Regions from separate parts of the Mus musculus genome. Here region 1 is linked to region 2. Evidence: chromatin loops called from intact Hi-C (ENCODE). Cell type or tissue: left cerebral cortex. All regions are shown on one strand. Links, peaks and the distances in the headings refer to the core of each region. The heading gives the core; the rest is flanking DNA. Region 1 has its middle 33 kb from the start of 1700016K19Rik. Region 2 holds the start of Nxn (nucleoredoxin).

Evidence for each region. A loop is a pair of places that touch in the nucleus more often than their neighbours do. Peaks named below come from ENCODE experiments on the same cell type or tissue, not always from the same donor. Only the 100,000 strongest peaks of a DNase experiment are listed, where the experiment ranks them.
Region 1: it touches region 2 in a loop (4-fold over the local background); 2 of 42 quality-filtered maps call a loop at or near these places.

The regions. Positions count from the first base shown.
Region 1 is chr11:75,965,837-75,968,740 of GRCm38, reverse strand. It overlaps a transcript of Rph3al not described here. Among named protein-coding and RNA genes, the nearest start is that of 1700016K19Rik, 33 kb to the left of the region's middle. In left cerebral cortex, for the core only: a CTCF peak has its summit at 1,541 (motif pointing right); DNase peaks (open chromatin) are centred at 1,294, 1,464 and 2,066; H3K4me3 peaks cover 1,264 bases; H3K27ac peaks cover 613 bases.
Region 2 is chr11:76,398,549-76,401,452 of GRCm38, reverse strand. It overlaps Nxn (nucleoredoxin), which reads left to right and starts at 2,312. Exons shown (of 8, transcript NM_008750.5): 1 at 2,312-2,752. The coding sequence starts at 2,393. In left cerebral cortex, for the core only: CTCF peaks have their summits at 388 (motif pointing right), 1,271 (motif pointing right) and 2,496; DNase peaks (open chromatin) are centred at 1,290, 1,653 and 2,303; H3K4me3 peaks cover 900 bases; H3K27ac peaks cover 234 bases.

The DNA of each region.
Region 1 (2,904 bases), core at 174-2,673, 430 kb after region 2:
ATATTCACATTCGTGGACCCTCTTCTCTTACAGCCACAGATAGACAGACAGACAGACAGACATATGTGGAAGTATGTCCCCCTTCCCATTTAGTGGGCACGTGAGAATCACCAGTGAGGATGGGGCCATTTCACACAGGAGCAGGACTGGAGGCCTAGGCTGTGTCTCCTCTCATATACAAGATGCCCCCAGGTAAAAGCTAAACAAGAACAGTTGGTTGTATAAGGCTGGTTGTATTGCTGTGATGGTGGGGGTTGGGGGAGGCCACATGAGATACCTAGGAAATAAAACTTTAAGGAAACTGGCAAGAGATCGCTCCTTAGTATAACCCAAGTACCAGTTTGAAGTACCACCAGCGCCCACTAGAAGCCTTGCTTGTTGGAGGAGGAAAACCTTTGCAGGCTAAAGCGCTGACTAAATTAAAGCAAGGCAATGGGGGTAATCAATCAATTTCTCATGGCCCATTTTCCAAAGAGAGGCTGGGCATCCCAGAAACTAGTGCACTGTAACAGGCTATGCATGATGTACTATGAGGGACTCCTAAAAGGGAGCTTGTGGGTGGACAGGTAGCCCTGAATCCTTGAGATCTGAGGATGAGGGGAAATGACAGGATGGAGGCGATGACGGTTACTAACTCCCACTATTGACCCTTACAATGAGCCAGCTGTTAGGGGCTTCCCCCGCATTCGGTTCTCATTCTTCTCTCCCTCCTGAAGAGAAGACAGAAGCTCAGGCTTCACTGCCTGATACAGAGTGGCAGTTTATATTAAGTCAAATTAAACGAAGTAACACATCCAGTCTCTTGTTCCTAGTGGCTAGGGCAGCCATGCAACATCTCTGTACTACAGGAAGTTTCCTGGCAGGTCGCACAGATTCACACAAGATCGCATTTTCCATAGGGGAAGATCAGAGTCCAGATGAAAGTCGATATGACCTAGGGACTAATCGGGGCTGCTGAGTTAATATGACAACCAGGAATCCCAGGCTTTTCACCTGGCTACTGATGTCTAAGGCCATCTCAGGATTTTTTTTTTTTTTCCTTAAACATTTAGTCTGAGGGGCTGGAGAAATGTCTCCACTCCGCTTGGATGCATATGCACCATTCAGGCGTACAGCGGCTGGAAATGAATACAACTTGATTCATTTTGAACTGGCAGTCAAGACAAAGCAGACAAGAGCTTAGGCTCTGGGCGGCTGCTTCCTTTGCAGACTGTAGCATCCATTCGCCTCCTCCAGTCATTTATTCCACAAACACACATTGAGCACCAGCTAGTGTTAGGTTTCCAGAAGCCCTATCTTTTGCCTCCTGGGGTTGCTAAGAAGAGGCTTGAAGCTCCTTAAAGAAAAGACGGAGCTGTTCGTTATCTGTAACTAAAAGGAGCCCTCGAGATCCACTCCGTGCCAAGATGAGCCATCTAAAGGGGGATGGCGCCTATCAGATGGCCTCGGGCCAGAGCTCTTCAGTTGGCAGGAACAGGTCCCAGGTCAGAGAGGGGCGGACCGGGGCGGGGCGCGCGCCCGGTACCTGAGGTGGCCGCCAGAGGGCAGCCAGGGAGCGCGCCCGGACGGGGCGAAGCCCCAGGTAAGTGTAGCTAAAGTGGGGCCACCCCCCTTTCTGGGGCCCAGTCTCTCGGGGCCCCGGTGTGTGTGTGTTTGGCTCCAAGATGGGGGCCAGAACGCGTGCACGCGATGGTCCGGGAGCTAGGGCTCAGATCCTGTAGATGTTGGAACCTGGGGTGGGGACCGTTCCTGAGCACCGTTGGGGCGCGGGCAGGGCCTGGTGCCCAGCTGCCCTCCTAGGTTTGCCCGCCCTCTATCTCTCTCCGTTGCCGGAGACTCCGGGCTGCAGGAGAGCTGTCCCGGGACAGCGCCGCGGTCCGCTCCGCCGGCGCGCTCTTACTCCGGGATTTAGCCTACAGCCCGGAGCGGAGGGTGTACCTCGCGCGGCTCCGGGTGTGTCCCGGGCGCGGAGTGGCGCGGGGCGCGGGCGGCCGGTGGGGGAGGGGCGCGGGAGGTGCGGACGGCAGGCGGCGCTGGGGCGAGCGCGCCCGCGAGTGAGTCAACAAGTGCGGAGCCCAGCGAGCGCGCGCGGGCGGCGGGAGGGGCCTGCAGGTGGTGGCCAGCGTCCCGTCCCGGTCCCTCAGTGTCCGGCCGGGGTAGGGTGGGCAGGATCCAATGTTTTCGGTTTCTGGCGTTTGTGTGTGGGGTGTCCTTGGCCTTGGGCGCTCGGCTCAAAAGGACTGGCTGGCGTTCAGGAGTGGGAACTCGAAAGCACGTGGAGCCCTTGGGTGTGCAGGTGCAGGGTGGAGGGTGTCCTCCGAGTCAGCCGGTTCTGCCCCTGGAAGACCCCTCCCCGCGGCCAGACAGCTTTGGGGAAGTGTTTCAATCCACTCGGGGCGCCGCCGAGAGCTCAGGATGGCGACCCTCCCTGCCTGCTCCCAGGGGTCTCCGGCCGTCTGCGAATTCCGAGGTGGAGCAGGGCAAAGCGACCTGATTTTCCACCTGTGTGTCTGATAAACCTTAGCGGTTCCCTTGGGGGAAAGGTTGGGGGATGCTGAAAGTGGAAACCGGATCTCAGTGAGACTTGAGCCAGTGGGGTCCAGGGGAAAAGTAGCTGTCAGTCGGGTTGTGCAGCCGGCAAGCTTTGATCCTCGGGGCAGCAGAGGGCAGGGGAGGGAAAGGGGCATTCCTGAGGCCCCAGAGCAAGGCGAAAGCCTCTTGGAGAAGCCGGCCCCTATAGTTCAGGCTCTGTCTCGCCCCCACCCTAAGAGATTGCTCCTTCCATCGCTGCCTCCGAGGGCCACTTGGCTCCCAACTGAAAAAAGCAGGAACATGAGGTGATCTGTAAGCTTTGCTCACCGCCACATTTCCCACAAGTGCTCTGCACCTGCTGCTGTCCTCTTC
Region 2 (2,904 bases), core at 85-2,584:
CTGGTCCTCTGTTCTTTGGGTTGAAGCACATTTTTGTGAACTGAGCCAGGGTCTTATTACATAGCTCTGGCCTGGAATTTGCTATATAGACCAAGCTGGCCTCGAACTCACAGAGATCTGCCTTGACTCTGCCTTGACTAAAGGCATATCTGGCCATCATGCCTGGCCTCCTTTCACATATGTTTAGAATTTGACGATGTCTGACTGCAGATATCTATCTGTCTGACACGCTTTCAGACATGTGAAATCACATACCCACTCAGGAATACTTCAAATGTGACTCCGATGGGAAGATGAAATTTTTTAAACTTTTTTTTTAATATTTATTTATTTATTATATGTAAGCACACTGTAGCTGTCTTCAGATGCACCAGAAGAGGGAGTCAGATCTCATTACAGATGGTTATGAGCCACCATGTGGTCGCTGGGATTTGAACTCAGGACCTTCTGAAGAGCAGTCGGGTGCTCTTACCCACTGAGCCATCTCTCCAGCCCCAAGATGAAACATTTTAATTCACTTTAAGAGTTTATTTTGAAGCAGAGCCTCCCTCTGCCTACAGGCTGGCCTGGAACTTAGGATCCTCTTGCTTTCACCCTCCTAACAGTTGGGATTACAGGAACGCACCATCATATCCATAAATTTAAGGCTTTAGAAACAGGATGCTAGGGTTGCTGGAGAGATGGCTCAGCTTGGTTAAGAGCTCTAGAGAATTCATGTTTGGACCTCTACATTTGTATGGGGTGTCTCACAATGCCCTGTAATACCAGATGAATACACACACACACACACACACACACACACACACACACACACGAATAAGACAATTTATTTAGTGTTTTGAAGCAGGGTGTCATTGTGTAAGCCTGGCTGTTGTAGACCAGGTTGCCCTCAAACTCACAAAGATGTGCTTCCTGGGTGCTGGGATTAAAGGCGTGAGCCACCATTTGTGGCACCAGTGTGTGAAGATTGTCTTTAACACTTTCATTGGTTCATGTGATGATATTTTACAGGCCTGAAAACTTAAACAATTTTTCTCTCTACCTTAAACACACTGAGGACTTTGGGGCATTTCTACTAGAAGTATGAGGTTATATTCTGAAATTTAAATGGTCTTGTGTCATACACTTTGTGCTCTCTGTGTGTGTGTGTTTGTGTGTGTGTGTGTGTTACAGTAGAGGAAGCCTGTGTAATTAAAGCATTCTGCTGCTTTCACTTTAATCTTTTGCATCTTATGTGTTGGTAGAGTTCTCTCTTTCATTCTTCCATTAGATGGCGGCAGATACGAAAGAAATAACCTCGAAAGCCATGAAGGATAGCCAGTGGTTGGGTTTTCCTCTTAAAATGTCACTGTTGTTAGTAGCTGAGCTGATACACATGAATGGTCCTCTTTTTTAAAAATGTGTGTATGCATGTGTATGTGTAATAGTGTACATTTTGTCCTGTGTTCGTGCCTAGGAAACTTGCCACAGATCATTTGTTTAATCAGGGTTCTTTCCTAGGCATTGGAAAGCATCTTTCAAGATGGGGTTAAAATTTTTTTTCTCTCTCAACTACTAGCAGACCTGAGATAAGCTATGAAGTCAGGAGAGCAGCCAATACTGATTTGGAAACGCTGCGCCATCTGTTGCATACATTTACGGAAATGGAAGAGAGCCATTTCCCATCGGGGAATGGTTCCAGCGACCTGTGGACTGAAATCCCACACTGTGACTTGTAATCAGCCCACAAGTATTTATGAATTCTCTCTCTTGTGCTTGGCATCAGAAACAGAGAGGTGGCGCCCGCCAGTCTACTTATAGTAACAAGCACAAAACACACACATGACTGATGAACAAGACCTGGCCTGATATAGTGACATTGGGTGGTGATGATGTTAAAACCCTACAAGTTTTATATGAGGTCTTTGGGGTTCAAAATGTCTTAAGGGTTAGTATTGGGAAGGGAGAAGGAGAGGCTGGAAAAAGAGCAAGAACCGGTGCAGAACTTCAGTGTGGAGAGGGTTTAGAAGTGAAAGGTGAGAGGAATTAAGGGGTAGGGATGCGGTTTAGCTCCTTTTGCAGCCTCGGAAAGCGCCAGTTCCGGGAGGATCGTTCTCCTGCCTTAAGTCCAGGCAATCTAGTCCTGGTGTAGAACTCGGGTCAGGTTTCTTACTTTAGCCACGTACCGGAGGCTCGCGCCAAGACGCCAGCTGCTAGGGACCTGCCTGCGCAGCGCGGGCCAGCCACGGAGGGGGCGTGGCTATGGAGGGGAGTGGCTGGGCGGCCCGGTGGGCGGGGCTCCCCTCTCAGCCTCCGCTGCCGCCGCTGCCTCCGCCCGCCGCGCGGACCAGCGAGCCGGTAGCTGTTGCGAGCCCACCCGCCCGCCCGCGTGCCGGGGCTGCGGTGGGCCAGGATGTCGGGCTTCCTGGAGGAGCTGCTGGGAGACAAGCTGGTGACGGGCGGTGGCGAGGAGGTGGACGTGCATTCGCTGGGCGCCCGCGGCATCGCGCTGCTGGGGCTCTACTTCGGGTGCAGCCTGAGCGCCCCCTGCGCGCAGCTCAGCGCCAGCCTGGCCGCCTTCTACGGTCGCCTGCGAGGGGACGCGGCGGCCGGGCCGGGGGCCGGGGCGGGGGCCGGCGCAGCCGCGGAGCCAGAGCCCCGGCACCGCCTGGAGATCGTCTTCGTGTCTTCGGACCAAGACCAGCGGCAGTGGCAGGACTTCGTGCGGGACATGCCATGGCTGGCGCTGCCCTACAAGGAGAAGCACCGGAAGGTGAGTAGCGCGGGCCCCGCGGCGCCCCCGGCCTGCAGGCGCGGTCCACGTTCTGGGAGCCAGCTGCTCGCCGCCCTCACCGGCTGTCCATAGGCCTGCCATCTCTATCTTGGCCCGCTCCCTCCTCTTGCCCCATCCAGGATCCTGTCGTG